Regions from separate parts of the Homo sapiens genome. Here region 2 is linked to region 1. The links are chromatin contacts, found by Hi-C or POLR2A ChIA-PET in ENCODE. All regions are on one chromosome and are shown on one strand. Each heading gives the region's core, a stretch centred on a gene start or an enhancer-like site at or near the end of the contact. The rest is flanking DNA. Distances are from core to core; before and after follow the strand shown. Region 1 has its middle 33 kb from the start of KHDRBS1. Region 2 holds the start of HDAC1 (histone deacetylase 1).

Region 1 (7,171 bases), core at 2,101-4,600:
AGTGAGTGTCGAGTTGAACACTGAAGGGCTGGGTGTGCTGTTCCAAGCAGATACTGAGTCACAGACATTGTGGGCCTGCTGTGATCTGAGCCCCAGTATAGATGCTTTGGAACAGTAGAGAAAACAATCAAAAGAGAGGCTCTTGTCCTGGGGAACTTCATCAAGATGGGCCTCATGAAACTGTCACATCATATCACAAATTGTAAAGCATCCACAGTCCCTGGATCAGTACTAATTTTGGCTTTGGGAAGAGGGGATAAACTTTCCTTCACCCCCACCTTTAGGTATAAAATAGATACGGTAATGTGCACAAACCTTAAATGAGCAACTAGATGAATACTTTCTGTTTTTTTTTTTTTTTTTTTTGAGACGAAGTCTCGTTCTTGTCGCCCAGGCTGGAGTGCAATGGCGTGATCTCAGCTCACTGCAACCTCCACCTCCCAGGTTCAAGCAATTCTCCTGCCTCAACCTCCCAAGTAGCTGTGATTACAGGCACCTGCCACCAAGCCCAGCTATTTTTTGTATTTTTAGTAGAGAAGGGTTTTCACCATGTTGGCCAGGCTGATCTCAAACTCCTGACCTCAGGCGATCTGCTTGCCTTGGCCTCTTAAAGTGCTGGGATTATAGGCCTGACTCACCATGCCCGGCCTACTGTCTGATTTTTTAAATTAAAAATATTTTGTTTTTGTTTTTGTTTTTAGTGACAGGGTCTTGCTATGTTGCCCAGGCTGGAGTATAGTGGCTATTCACAGGTGCAATCATAGCTTACTGCAGCCTCAAACTCCTTGGGTCAAGCAATCCTCTTTCCTCAGGCTCCTGAGTAGCTGGGACTATAGGCACATACCACCACACCCAACTTGAAGTTTTATACATGTATATACCTGTATAACCATCAACCAGATCAAAATCCGGATTATTTCCAGGACCCTAGAAGGTTCTCTTGGCCGCCTTTCAGACATACCCCCTGTCACAATAGAAACGATTATTTCTGACCTCCATTACCATCAACTAACTATACCTGTTTTTGAGATTTTTCTAAATGGAATTGCATGGTGTACATTATTTTTGTTCTGGCTTCTTTCACTCAATATTATAGCTATAAAATTCATCCATGTTAGTACTTAGTACTTGTTTTTTTATGTATGTGGTATAGTATTCTATCAAATGAACATATAACAATGGAGGCATTTGGGTTGTTTCTAGCTTTTGGTTATTCTGAATAATGCTGTTACAAACATTCTTTTACATATGTCTTTTTGGTAGACTCAACCATTTATTTTTCTTGGCTATATATATTTGAGTGGAACTGCTAGGTCAGAGGGGATACGTATGTTTAGTTTTAGTAAATACCGCCAGTTTTCCAAAGTGGTTGTACCAGTTTACACTCCTTTCAGTGGTGTATGAGAATTCCAGTTGTTAATATTGTCAGTCGTTTTAATTTCAAATTTCAGCCATTCTGATAGGTACGTAGTGGTATCTCACTGTTTTAATGTATCTACCCACATAGTAATAAGTAATAATATTTTTTGTTTTGAGACAGGGTCTTTTTCTGTTGCCGAGGCTGGGGTGCAGTGGCATGATCATGGCTCATTGTAGCCTCAACCTCCCAGGCTCAAGCAATCCTCCTGCCTCAGCTCCCTGGGTAGCTGGGACTGCAAGTGCATGCCAACACATCTGGCTAATTTTTAAGTTTTTTGTAGAGATGAGGTCGGGCTATGTTGCCCAGGCTGGTCTTGAACTCCTGGCCTCAAGTGATCTGCCCGCCTCGGCTTCCCAAAGTGCTGGAATTACAGGCATGAGCCATCAAGCCCGGCCAGTAATAATGTTTTTACATGCTTGTTTCTTGTGCTATTTGGCCATCTGGATGTCTTTGTTGAAGAGTCTGTTCCCACTTGGTCCCCTCACCCAAGGATGTCTCTCCTACACTCAGTAACCATTTGATGACCTTAACTGATGGTCATTCAATGGTCATCCTTGTGCTGATCACACCCAGATCTCTGTCCAGAGATCCTGCTCCCAAATGCCATACCCACATATTCAGCTGGCTCTTTGATATCTCTAACAGAATGACCCATGTGCCCCTCAGGATCAATATCCAAACTAAAAGCTTCATCTCCTCTTCAGCCCCTAATCCATTTTCCTTCCTTTCTGCTCAGGCCACTCCAGGGCACCCAGACTGGCCCATCATCTTCATCCTCACGGACTCTGTGAATGTTTAGGCCCCAATCTCACACATTTCAAGAAATGTGGCCAGGCGTGGTGGCTCACACCTGTAATCTCAGCACTTTGGGAGGCCGAGGCAGGTGGATAACTGGAGGTTAAGAGTTCGAGACTAGCCTGGACAACATGGTGAAACCCTGTCTCTACTAAAAATACAAAAATTAGGCAGGGGTGGTGGCAGGCGCCTATAATCCTAGCTCCTTGGGAGGCTGAGGCAGGAGAATCCCTTGAACCTGGGAGGCGGAGGTTGCAGTGAGCCGAGATCACGCCACTGCATACCAGCCTGGGTGACAGAGCGAGACTCTGTCTCAAAAAAAGGAAGGGAGGGAGGGAGGGAGGGAGGGAGGGAAGGAAATAAAAATATGCACAGCCTGTTTCCTTTCCCCACCCCACACCCTCTTTGCCCTGGATACCTCCTCCTTGGGTCTCAGCTTACATGCCACTTCCTCTGGTTTAGGTGTTTCCTCTGCTGTCTTCCAGTGCCAGTTCCTTCCTGTCAAGTCATTTATCACACTGGCTTATAATTACCAGTGTCAATGCCTGAATCCCTGGATCATCTGTTGTTTTGCCTGCTCAGCATTCTTTCCCCTCCTCTCAGTAGTCTAGTTTTCGCTAGGAGCCATCTCTCCATTCTTGCTCCGTGTGTTGGGGTGTGGCTGCAGAGAAGGATGTGCATATCACCCAGGCCCGACAAGTCAGCATATTCCATCCTTTAGTTCTGTAACTGGGTCAATGTTAAGCACAGAACCAAGGTAGTTGATCAGAGCAATCTTAGGATTTTTGCTGGAACAAATGGGAAAGAAGCATTCTTTTTCTGAGGGGGTTACTACAGGGCTAAGATGAAAGCCTGGAGCCTGGGGGATCCTGGTCTGGGGAGTGACCCAGGCCTACCTCACCACACATTTTGGTGGGAGATCTCCCTTCCACATTACTAAAGCACATAGATTCTACAAAAAAACATATCTCCACAGCCCTTTTGCAATTCTGGTGCAATAGTGGATTTTCTAATTATCTTCATTTAGCTTTGTTGTCAAACTACAGAGTAGTAGGGGTTTTTGTGTGTGTGTATGTGGTTTTTTTTTTTTTTTTTGACACGGAGTCTCACTTTGTCGCACAGGCTGGAGTGCAGTGGTGTGATCTCACCTCACTGCAACCTCTGCCTCCCAGGTCAAGTGGTGATTCTCCTGCCTCAGCCTCCTGAGTAGCTGGAATTATAGTCATGCACCACCATGCCCGGCTAATTTTTTTGTATTTTTAGTACAGACGGGGTTTTGCCACGTTGGCCAGGCTGGTCTCGAACTGCTGACCTCAGGTGATCTGCCTGCCTCAGCCTCCCAAAGTGCTGGGTTTACAGCTGTGAGCTACTGCGCCCAGCCTGAGTAGTAGTTTTTGAGAGCACAGATTCCGCAGTAACTTAAGGGTTTGAATCTAGCACTGCCATATGTCACATGTGACTTTGAGCAAACTGCTTAGACTCTCTGTGCCTCAGTTACGTCATCTGTAAAATGGAGATGATAACAGTACTTACTTTATAGTGTTTTTGTGAGAATTAAATGAATTGATTAATGTAAAAGGACTTGTTTACACTGTGGGGAAAATACCACCCGGGACATTTCACAAAGGAAGTGAAAGCAAGGCCAGGTTTCCAAGTGGCTAAAGATGGCTTTGCTGGCAGTGGGGAGTGTGACAGGCTAATAGCCTGAGCGTCTTACCAGTAACTGCTAGTGAATTCCCTTGTTTTCTCTATTTCATCTGTTGTGTGTTCTTAATCTCACACTGACATCTCCGATGAAACCCTTTTCAAGTGTTTGGCATCTCATGGGGGTTTGACAGCAAGGGTGGTAGCCAAGCGGGTTTAACTCCAAAGGGATAATGGTGGTGTTTGCTGCAAAAACTTGAGAGGTAACATTGTTTACAGTGTACAGAGTATTTCATTTGCATATTAAGTTCACTGACTGCGATTCTAGCACGTATATAACCACGTTACACAGAAAATTCAGAAACTCCTCCAGCTACTACCTAACTCTGGAACTGCACATACCTGGGACATAGTAAAATATTGCAATCTTAATAATATAGACTTTGGCCAGGCAAGGTGGCTTATGCCTGTAATCCCAGCACTTTGGGAGGCTGAGTTGGGTGGATCACCTGAGGTCAGGAGTTCGAGACTAGCCTGGCCAACATGGTGAAACCCCGTCTCTACTAAAAATACAAAAATTAGCTGGGCATGGTGATGGGCACCCGTAGTCCCAGCTACTTGGGAAGCTGAGGCAGAAGAATTACTTGAACCTGGGAGGTGGAGGTTGCAGTGAGCCGAGATTGCGCCACTGCACTCCAGCCTGGGCAATGGAGCAAGACTCTGTCTCCAAAAAAAAAAAAAAAAAAAAAGAGAGACAGAGAGAGAATATAGGCTTTGGGGTTGGTCATACCTGGGTTTAGGTTTCGTCTCTGCCTTTTGCTTGCTTGTGTGAACTTAAGCTAGTAATTTATCCTTTCCGAGCCTCACTTTTTTCCATGGAAATGGATAAAGTAATTGCTCCTAAGGTCGCTTCATGGTACAGTCCAGGGCTACCAATCACAACATATTCTATATATCGGTAGCACATATCTTACAAGGTGGATGTAAAAATTAAATGAGATGGTTTCTGTATTGCAAATAGCTCAGCGATGGGCTGATAGCACTTAGTACATCTTAGTACATGTTAGTTGCTATTATTAGGTATTTATGTGCAGAAGTCCTTCTGATAATAATTGTCATAATAGCAAGAGTGGAGTCGGAAGAACTGATGAGGAAGGCTTTCTGAGGAAATTCTAAGTTGTTTTATTTTTATTTATTTATTTATTTATTTATTTATTTATTTATTTATTTATTTGAGATGGAGTCTCGCTCTGTCGCCCAGGCTGGAGTGCAGTGGCGCGATCTCGGCTCACTGCAAGCTCTGCCTCCCAGGTTCACGCCATTCTCCTGCCTCAGCCCCCCGAGTAGCTGGGACTACAGGCGCCCGCCACCATGCCCGGCTAATTTTTTTATATTTTTTAGTAGAGATGGGGTTTCACCATGTTAGCCAGGATGGTCTCGATCTCCTGACCTCGTGATCTGCCCGCCTCAGCCTCCCAAAGTGCTGGGATTACAGGTGTGAGCCACCATGCCCAGCCGTTTTTTAATTTTTTTAATTTTTTAAATTGTATGTCCTCTGGTGTTGAAACTGAAAGATTCTAAGGTTTAAACTGGATTTGAAAGGTGGAGAGTAACTCATTTTGGCAATGAAGATTAGGGTGAGTGTCTTGGGAATAAAAGAAAGAGGGAACAGGTGTCTGCGTGACCAAAGTGAGATACTTGGATGCAACTCAGCCCCGTCCTCAGGGCACTTGTGGGCTTCTGCCAGTAGTGGGGAATCCCAGAACCTTCTCTGGCTTGGCTACAGAAGGAAACAGACATCTCCTATGGAGAGAAAGGAAAGTCACGGAGCTGCTGTCTGGTGGTGACTGGGGCCACAGTGGCAAGCAAAGAGATGTCTGTGGGGCAAGGGAACTGGCAGGGTGAGGCCTGAGGGTCAGCCCAGGATTCTGGTCACTGGGAGGCTGAGCTAGAGGCTTCTACCTCCTGCAAAGTAAGCTGGGCTGGTCTGTGGATTCTTTCCAGATTCTCAGAATTCCAACCTCCTATAGGGTCTTCTCTAGGGAAGGAGGGACACAGATGTATAGAAAAGACCAAAGGGAATGATGAGAGTTTGAAAACTCTGGTCTGGCCAGGCTCAGTGACTCATGCCTGTAATCCCAGCACTTTGGGAGGTCGAGGTGGGAGGATCATTTGAGTCTAGGAGTTCAAGACCAGCCTGGACAACAAAGCAAGACCCTGTGCCTTTGATTGTTTATTTGTTTATTTATTTATTTAGAGACAGTCTCGCTCTGTTGCCTAGACTGGAATGCAGTGGTGCGATCTCAGCTCACTACAACCTCCGCTTACCAGGTTCAACCCGGAGTAGCTGGGATTACAGGCATGTGCCACCAGCTTATTTTTGTATATATATATTTTTAGTGGAGATGAGGTTTCACCATGTGGCCCAGTCTGGTCTCAAACTCCTGACTTCAAGTGATTTACCTGCCTCAGCTTCCCAAGGTGTTTCCCAAGATTACAGGTGTCAGTCACAGTGCCCGGCCCTGACTCTGTCCCTTTAAAAACAAACAAACAGGCCAGGCGCGGTGGCTCATGCCTGTAAGCCCAGCACTTTGGGAGGCCGAGGCGGGCGGATCACAAGGTCAGGAGTTCGAGACCATCCTGGCCAACATGATGAAACCCTGTCTCTACTAGAAATATAAAAATTATCTGGGCGTGGTAGCACATGCCTGTAGTCCCAGCTACTCAGGAGGCTGAGGCAGAAGAATCACTTGAACCTGGGAGGCAGAGGTTGCAGTGAGCCGAGATTGTGCCACTGCACTCCAGCCTGGAGACAGAGCGAGACCGCGTCTCAAAAACAAACAACAAACAAAACAAAAAAAACCCTCTGGCCTGAGATTCCAAATTGTCACCAGCCATCACGGGGCTGGTGGAGAGACAGTCAGACCAGGCTGTGCTGCTTTCTGGGAGAGCCAGCCATCTCCCATCTGCCCCTGCAGACCCACGCTTCACTCTTCTCTGTCCTGTTCTGTGTCTGCCTTGTCTGGACACATCAGCAGGCTGCTTTGCCTTCTGGCTCCTTCTTGGGCTCAGCCACTGGGGACACTGGGTCTGAGGGGCCAGAAGGGAGAGAAGTTGGGTAGTTATTCCCTTGCTCCCTCTACAGGTTGACAGGGTATCCTTGATGGGCAGTCACAGCTCTTCTTAAGGAGGCCTCTTTTCCAAAATTCCCTCCCTCAGGAAATGCTCTCCCCTGTCCCTTCAGGCCTAAGGGTGGTGGCAGCTCCTCAAGTGTTGCTAGCCCCGGGCCACTGTGCTGTCCCTATGGTTTCT
Region 2 (7,171 bases), core at 3,219-5,718, 310 kb before region 1:
AACCGTTTGTCTTCTAAACAAAAAATACAAAAAGGGTGCACACCTGTGGTTCCAGCTACTTGGAAGGCTGAGGTGGGAGGACTGCTTGAGCCTGGGAGGCAGAGGTGGTAGTGAGCCAGGATCATGCCACTGCACTCCAGCCTGAGTGACAGAGTGAGGCCCTGTCTCCAAAAAAAGGGTTCAACCTGATGTCTCCTCTTCAGTTAGCCATCCATGTACTGCAATCTACCACAATCTAGCTTCTGCCCCAGTTGCCGCCAACACTTGCCCAATCCCTCCCTTCTTTAGCTTCTGCAACCCAGTACTTTCTGGTTCACCTACCTCTCCGGCCCCTCACTCTCTATCATTATACATTTAATCAACAAATATTTATTGAGAACCTACCATGAGCTAGGCATTGTTTTTGGTGCTGGGGATACAGAGGTAGACAAGGCACGGCCCCTTTCCCTAAAGAGCCTCCTCTCTACAAGAAATATGACCAAGTAAATGGGCAATTCCTCTACACAGTGACAAATACTATCACGGGGGAGTACACAGCATGAGGGGCACTAAACTTTTCCTCAATCCACTTCCTTAGAATTCCACCCTGGAATTCTATATAACTTATTGGGTGACTGCATCCTTTATGACTAAATTTACTACAATTAAAATTGCTAGCAGCCAGGAATGGTGGGTCATGCCTATAATCCCAACACTTTGGGAGGCTGAGCCCAGGACTTCAAGGCCAGCCTGGACAACATGGCAAGACAACATCTCTACAACAAACAAACAAACAAACAAACAAATAAAATAACTATCCATATGCTGATTGTTATGGTCTGAATGTGTCCCCCAAAATTCATGTGTTGGAAACATATTCCCCAATGCCAACAGTGTTTGGAAGTGGAGCCTTTTGGGAGGTGTTTAGGTCTCAAGGGCTCTACCATCCTCACTAATACATTAATGGCCATATAAAAAAACAGAGTTTATCCTTTTTTGCCTTTCCACCTTCTGTCATATGAAAACACTGAATTCAAAGCACCATATTGGAAGTAGAGACCAGACCCTCACCAGACACCAAATGCTGGCACCCTGATCTTGGACTTTCTAGCCTTGGACTTCTCAGCCTCCAGAACTATGAGAAATACATTTATGTTCTTTTTTTTTTTTTGACACAAGGTCTCACTCTGTCCCCCAGGCTGGAGTGCACTGGTGCGATCATGGCTCACTGCAGAGTCGACCTCCCAGGATCAAGTGATCCTCCCACTTCAGCCTCTCTACAGGCACATGCCATCATGCCCAGCTAATTTTTTTACTTTTTGTAGAGACAGAGTCTCCCTAAGTTGCCCAGGCTGGTCTCAAACTCCTGGGCTCAAGAGAACCATCCGCCCCAGCCTACCAAAGTACTGGGATTATAGGCGTGAGCCACCACATTCAGCAATTTCTGTTCTTTATAAACAGTGTTCTGTTATAGCAGACTAAGATACTGATGACTACCAAAAAATTTCTATCTTCTAAACTGCCTACTGGATGCCTCTACTTGGATGTCCCCTAAACATCTTAACAGTTATCAATAGTTATTTCTAAACAAACAAACAACAACAACAAAAAAAACAGTGGCTTAGGCCTGTAATCCCAGCACTTTGGGAGGCCAAGGTGGCAGGATTGCTTGAGGCCAGGCACAGGAGTTCAAGACAAGCCCAGGCAACATATTGAGACCCCATCTCTAGAAGTTTAAAAAAAAAAAAAAAAAGTTGGGGCCGGGTGCGGTGGCTCACACCTGTAATCCCAGCACTTTGGGAGGCCGAGGCGGGCGGATCATGAGGTCAGGAGATCCAGACCATCCTGGCTAACACGGTGAAACCCTGTCTCTACTAAAAATACAAAAAATCAGCCCAGTGTGGTGGCGGGCGCCTGTAGTCCCAGCTACTGGAGAGGCTGAGGCAGGAGAATGGCATGGACCCGGGAGGTGGAGCTTGCAGCAGTGAGCCGAGATTGCGCCACTGCACTCCAGCCTGGGCGACAGAGCGAGACTCCATCTCAAAAAAAAAAAAAAAAAAAAGTTATCAACTGACATGGCATTCTCCAAACCTCCAAACACTCACCATCAAATTGCCCACATCAGAGGCCAGGAAGTGTGGCTCATGCCTATAATCCCAGCACTTTGGGAGGCTGAGGCAGATGGAGCACTGGAGGTCAGTTTGAGACCAGCCTGGCCAACATCGTGAAACCCCATCTCTAATAAAAATACAAAAACTAGCCAGGCATGGTGGCGCACGCCTGTAATCCCAGCTACTCAGGAGGCTGAGGCAGGAGAATCCCTTGAATCTGGGAGGTGGAGGTTGCAGTTGCAGTGAGCCGAGATCAAGCCACTGCACTCCAGCCTGGGTGACAGAGCTAGACATCATCTCAAAAAATAAAAAATACTGCCCACACCAGGAACTTGGGATCCATGCCTTCTTCCTTACCCCTACAATCTGAATTTTTTTGTTTTTTTTTTTTTTGAGACGAAGTCTCGCTCTGTTGCCCAGGACGGAGTGCAGTGGTGAGATCTCAGCCCACTGCAACCTCTGCCTCCCAGGTTCAAACAACTCTCGCACCTCAGCCTCCTGAGTAGCTGGGACTACAGGCATGTGCCACCACACCTCGCTAATTTTTTTTTTTTTTTTTGAGATGGAGTCTCACCCTGTTGCCCAGGCTGGAGTGCAGCGGTGCAATCTTGGCTCACTGCAACCTCTGCCTCCTGGGTTCAAGCGACTCTCCTGCCTCAGCCTCCTGAGTAGCTGGGATTACAGGTGCGCACCACCACACCCGGGTAATTTTTGTATTTTTAGTAGAGACAGGGTTTCACCATGTTGGTCAGGCTGGTCTTGAACTCCTGACCTCATGATCCGCCCGCCTCAGCCTCCCAAAGTGCCGGGATTACAGGCGTGAGCCACCGTGCCCAGCCTAAATTTTGTATTTTTAGTAGAGATGGGGTTTCACCGTGTTGGCCAGGCTGGTCCTGAACTCCTGGCCCCGAGTGATCTGCCTGCCTCAGCCTCCCAAAGTACTGGGATTAGAGAGGTGTGAGCCACTGCACCTGGCCCCCATTACTTTAATTTCTAAGGTATAAACCTGATGATGTCAATAACCTGCATAAAACTTGAATCACTCACAAGTGCCCTCAATAAAGTCCAACTTCCTTGGGACAGCATGCCCAGCCCTTCATGGTCCGGTCCCTATTTACATCTTTTTTTTTTTTTTTTTTTAAGACAGAGCCTCGCTCTGTTGTCCAAGCTGGAGTGCAGTGGCACGATCTCAGCTCACTGCAACCTCTGCCTCCCGGGTTCTAAGGGATTCTCCTGCCTTAGGCTCCAGAGTAGCTGGGATTACAGGCGCACACCACCATGCGCGGCTAATTTTGTATTTTTAGTAGAGACGGGGTTTCACCATGTTGGCCAGGCTGGTCTCGAACTCCTGACCTCAGGTGATCCACCAGCCTCGGCCTCCCAAAGTGCTGGGATTACAGGCGTGAGCCACCACGCCCGGCCAAATGCCTGTTTTTCAAAGGTCCTGTCCTCTCTCTTGCCTCTGAAACTTGCTGTTATCTTTGCCTTCCCTGTGCCTGGCTAAGAACTCCTGTTCTTCAGGTCCTAACTAAGATGTCCCCTCCTTCGCTGACTCCTCAGGTGGAGTTCGGTGCCTCTTCTCTGTGCTCCCCTAACACTCTGAGCTCTGACACGGAGAGAACTTCGGTCACTGGGAAGGGTGACCCGATCAACCCCACGGCCCCAGCCCCTCAACACTTCCTCGAACACAGTAACCTGCTTGAGAGATTAAGTGAGAAGTCTGTTTTAACAGGTTGCATCCTTCTCCTTGCAACCCCTGGCGCCCCACGTCGCAGTAGCAACCGCAGGCCCCGCTCAGAGGCTGGGGGAGGGGAGGCGGGCAACCAGTCGTGCAGGACTCTTCCCCCAGAAAAGATGAGGAAGGGACGGGGCAGGGAAGAGCTTTGGGTTCTCGGCAAGAAAATGTATCCTTGCAGCCGTCTCCATCAGATTCAGCCTCCCCGCTCCGACGCACCCTCCCCTCTAGGAGTCCCACTCAAACTCTCCACATCAGACTTCCTCAGAATCTTCCCATCAAGATTACCTCACGCTTCCCCCACGCGATCCCCTCTTGGTCTCAGCCTCGATCTCCCTTCCTCGCAGCCTCCTCCCTCAGCCTCGACTTCCCCCTCGCAGCCTCCTCTCCGAGCCTCTCCCCAGCGCCTCAGCCTCCCGCAGCCTCCCATCGGCGCTCCAGCCTCAGCCTCCAGGTTCCCGGTCCGGCCCGGCCTGGCCCCGCCCCCGCCGCGAGGACGGTGCTCACCGTCGTAGTAGTAACAGACTTTCCTCCGGGTGCCCTGCGTCTGCGCCATCTTGCTCGCCTCCCGTCCCTACCGTCAGTCGGTCCGTCCGCCCTCCCGCCCGCGGCTCCGCTCAGCGTCCGACCCAGGGGGGAGGGGGCGGGCCTCCGGCCCGCCCCGCCCGTCCCCTCCTGGGCTCACCTATAGCCGCGCAGCCCGGGCACCGCTCCAGCCAATCAGCTTGCGCAGACACGGGCCCGGAACTCGGCAGGGGGCAAGGGCAGCCCGGAGAGGCCGCCGAGGGCCCCCTGGGCCTGTACCAAGGTCTGCGACAGATGGGTGGGGAGCCGCCCGGGGACCGTACCATCAGTCCCGGGGGAGGAAAGCAGCTCTGTAAACTTAACAGTCCCACTTCGTCGTGAAAAGCGTGCTTGGAGATCGGAGGCCAACTTTCTGATTTTACGGAGAATAAACCGAGGCCTACAGGGGAAAAGTGACTTGCACAAGGTCACTCAGCCAATAAAAGGGCTGAACCTGGGTTAGAAAGCGAGTTTGTGGCCGCAAAGGAGGGCTACAGAAAAATAATTAAAAAGAAAAGCAACACGCGGGTTTGGAGAGGAAGAAACCGACAAGAAAGGGAAAGAAAGCTAATGTTTGTCGAGGGGCTGCTGTGTGCCAAGTACTGTGCGACACTTTACCAATGTTATTTCAGTTTTTCCTCAAAACAGCTCTCGGCCAAGGGCTTTTTACCTCCATTTTACAGGACAGGATAAAGAAGTTCAGACTTCTGTGAATTATTCAAAGTTACACAAAGTAATTAAATTCAATTTTTTAATTGTACAGGGTTTTTAAAATGCTTTCTTTGCACCAGAGGCACTGTAACAAAGTGACAGAACCCAGCCTTTCAGACTCCAAAATCTACCTCCCTGATGCAGTCACCCAGGATGACTAAGTAGGCGTCTCTTTAGACAGGAGGAAATGGGATTATCCTATGATAGGAGGGCAGGTTTCCTTTCTTTTCTTTCCCTGTTTTTTTTTTTTTTTTTTTTTTTGAGACAAGAGTTTCGCTCTAGTTGCCCAGGCTGGAGTGCAATGGTGTGATCTCGGCTCACCACAATCTCTGCCTCTGTGTTCAAGCGGTTCTCCTGCCTCAGCCTCCCGAGTAGCTGGGATTACAAGCATGTGCCACCATGCCCGGCTAATTTTGTATTTTTGGTAGAGACTGGGTTTCTCCGTGTTGGTCCAGGTGGTCTCGAACTCCTGACCTCAGGATCCGCCCACCTCGGCCTCCCAATATGCTGAGATTACGGGCGTGAGCCACAGCGCCCGGCCTAGGAGGGCAGGTTTCTCAGCCTGGTAGCTAATGACATTTTGGGCCAGGTAATGCTTTTTTGTAGGAAGCTATTCTGTGCATTAACAGCTTCTGTGAAGCTGTTCTGTGCCTGGGCAACTAGAGTGAAACTCTTGTCTCAAAAAAAAAAAAAATTAAGCAGCATCCTTAGCCTCTACCCACTAGATGCCAGTAGCACCTTCCCCCCAGGCTGTGACAACCAAAATTGTCTCTAGACATTGCCAAGTACTGTGCAATAGCTTTACCATTGGGTTGGGGGGAAGATTAGTGGGGTGTAAGGGAGTGTAAAATTGCCCCCAACTCTACCATTAAGAACCACTCCACCAGATCATCAATTATCAACTGATCATCACTGAAAGCTGAAAGACCTAAAAGTGCAATGCTGGGCTATTAAAATAACTACAATAATGTCAATATTTAATGAGTGCTTCCTGTGTGCCAAACATTGCTCTAAGTTAGCCGCCAACTTGTGGTCCTACAGTCAACAAGAGGCTGGGCACAGTGGCTCACGCCTGTAATCCCAGCACTTTGGGAGGCCAAGATGGGTGGATCACTTGAGCTCAGGAGTTCGAGACCAGCCTGGGCAACATGGCAAAACCCCATCTCTACAAAAAATAGAAAAATTACCCAGGTGTGGGGGCGCGCTCCTGTAGTTCCAGCTACTCAGGAGGCTGAGGTGGGATGATGGCTTGAGCCCAGGAGACAGATGTTGCAGTGAGCCAAGATCATGTCACCACACTCCAGCCTGGGCAATAGAGCCAGGCCTTGTCTCAAACAAAAGAAAACAACAAGATACATCTTTATGCCTCTTTAAAGAGTGTTTGGGACTTGTGTTTCTCACTCAGAAACTGCATTTGAGTCATTAATTATAAGGTAACAGAAAATCTAAGACTGGGTGGCTTATAATAGAAACAGCAAAGGGCCAGGGAACAAATTCTACTCCCAGTTCTCTGTTGCTAATTCTCAGCTAGCCCTGGGTGGGTTTACTTAACCATTCTGGGCCTCCATTTCCCTTGTTATAAAATGGGGAGGAGGCCGGGCACAGTGACTCATGCCTGTAATCCTAACAATTTGGAAGGCTGAGGTGGGCAAATCACCTGAGGTCAGGAGTTCGAGACCAGCCTGCCCAGCACGGTGAAACCCCGTCTCTATTAAAAATGCAAAAATTAGCTGGGCGTGGTGGTGTGTGCCTGTAGGTCCCAGCTACTTAGGAGGCTGAGGCAGGAGATTCGCTTGAAACCGGGAGGTGGAGGTTGCAGTGAGCCGAGATCAGGCCACTGCATTACAGTCTGGATGACAGAGTGAGACTCTGTCTCAAATAAATAAGAAATAAAATAAAATAACAAAAATGGGGAGGATAGGAATACAAAGTTCACCCACGCTATGGCTGTACACAGTATCCCAAAGAGAAGGAGTGTGGGGATCAGATGAGATCATGAGGTGTGGCAGCAGGTCAGTCAGGTGATAGATTTACATTATTATGACTCAGATGCTCTTTGTTTGCATATATA

The links. A loop is a pair of places that touch in the nucleus more often than their neighbours do. ChIA-PET counts read pairs that join two places held with the same protein, here RNA polymerase II (POLR2A). Pooled maps may share reads with other maps.
Region 2: a pooled map shows a loop between it and region 1 (3-fold over the local background). The contact joins the promoter of HDAC1 here to the enhancer-like site in region 1. A Hi-C loop is called at or near these places in 2 of 50 pooled maps. POLR2A ChIA-PET finds 5 or more read pairs at or near these places in 3 of 52 experiments (HEK293T, WTC11 and naive thymus-derived CD4-positive, alpha-beta T cell).

What each region holds. Positions count from the first base shown.
Region 1 is chr1:31,977,735-31,984,905 of GRCh38, reverse strand. No RefSeq gene overlaps it. Among named protein-coding and RNA genes, the nearest start is that of KHDRBS1, 33 kb to the left of the region's middle. Within about 2 kb of position 3,350, at least 6 of the 41 ENCODE cell types and tissues checked have a DNase peak (open chromatin) inside an H3K27ac peak, as active enhancers do.
Region 2 is chr1:32,289,380-32,296,550 of GRCh38, reverse strand. It overlaps HDAC1 (histone deacetylase 1), which reads right to left and starts at 4,468. Exons shown (of 14, transcript NM_004964.3): 1 at 4,333-4,468. The coding sequence starts at 4,381. RefSeq lists enhancers at 3,029-3,603, 3,675-3,734 and a silencer at 4,345-4,754.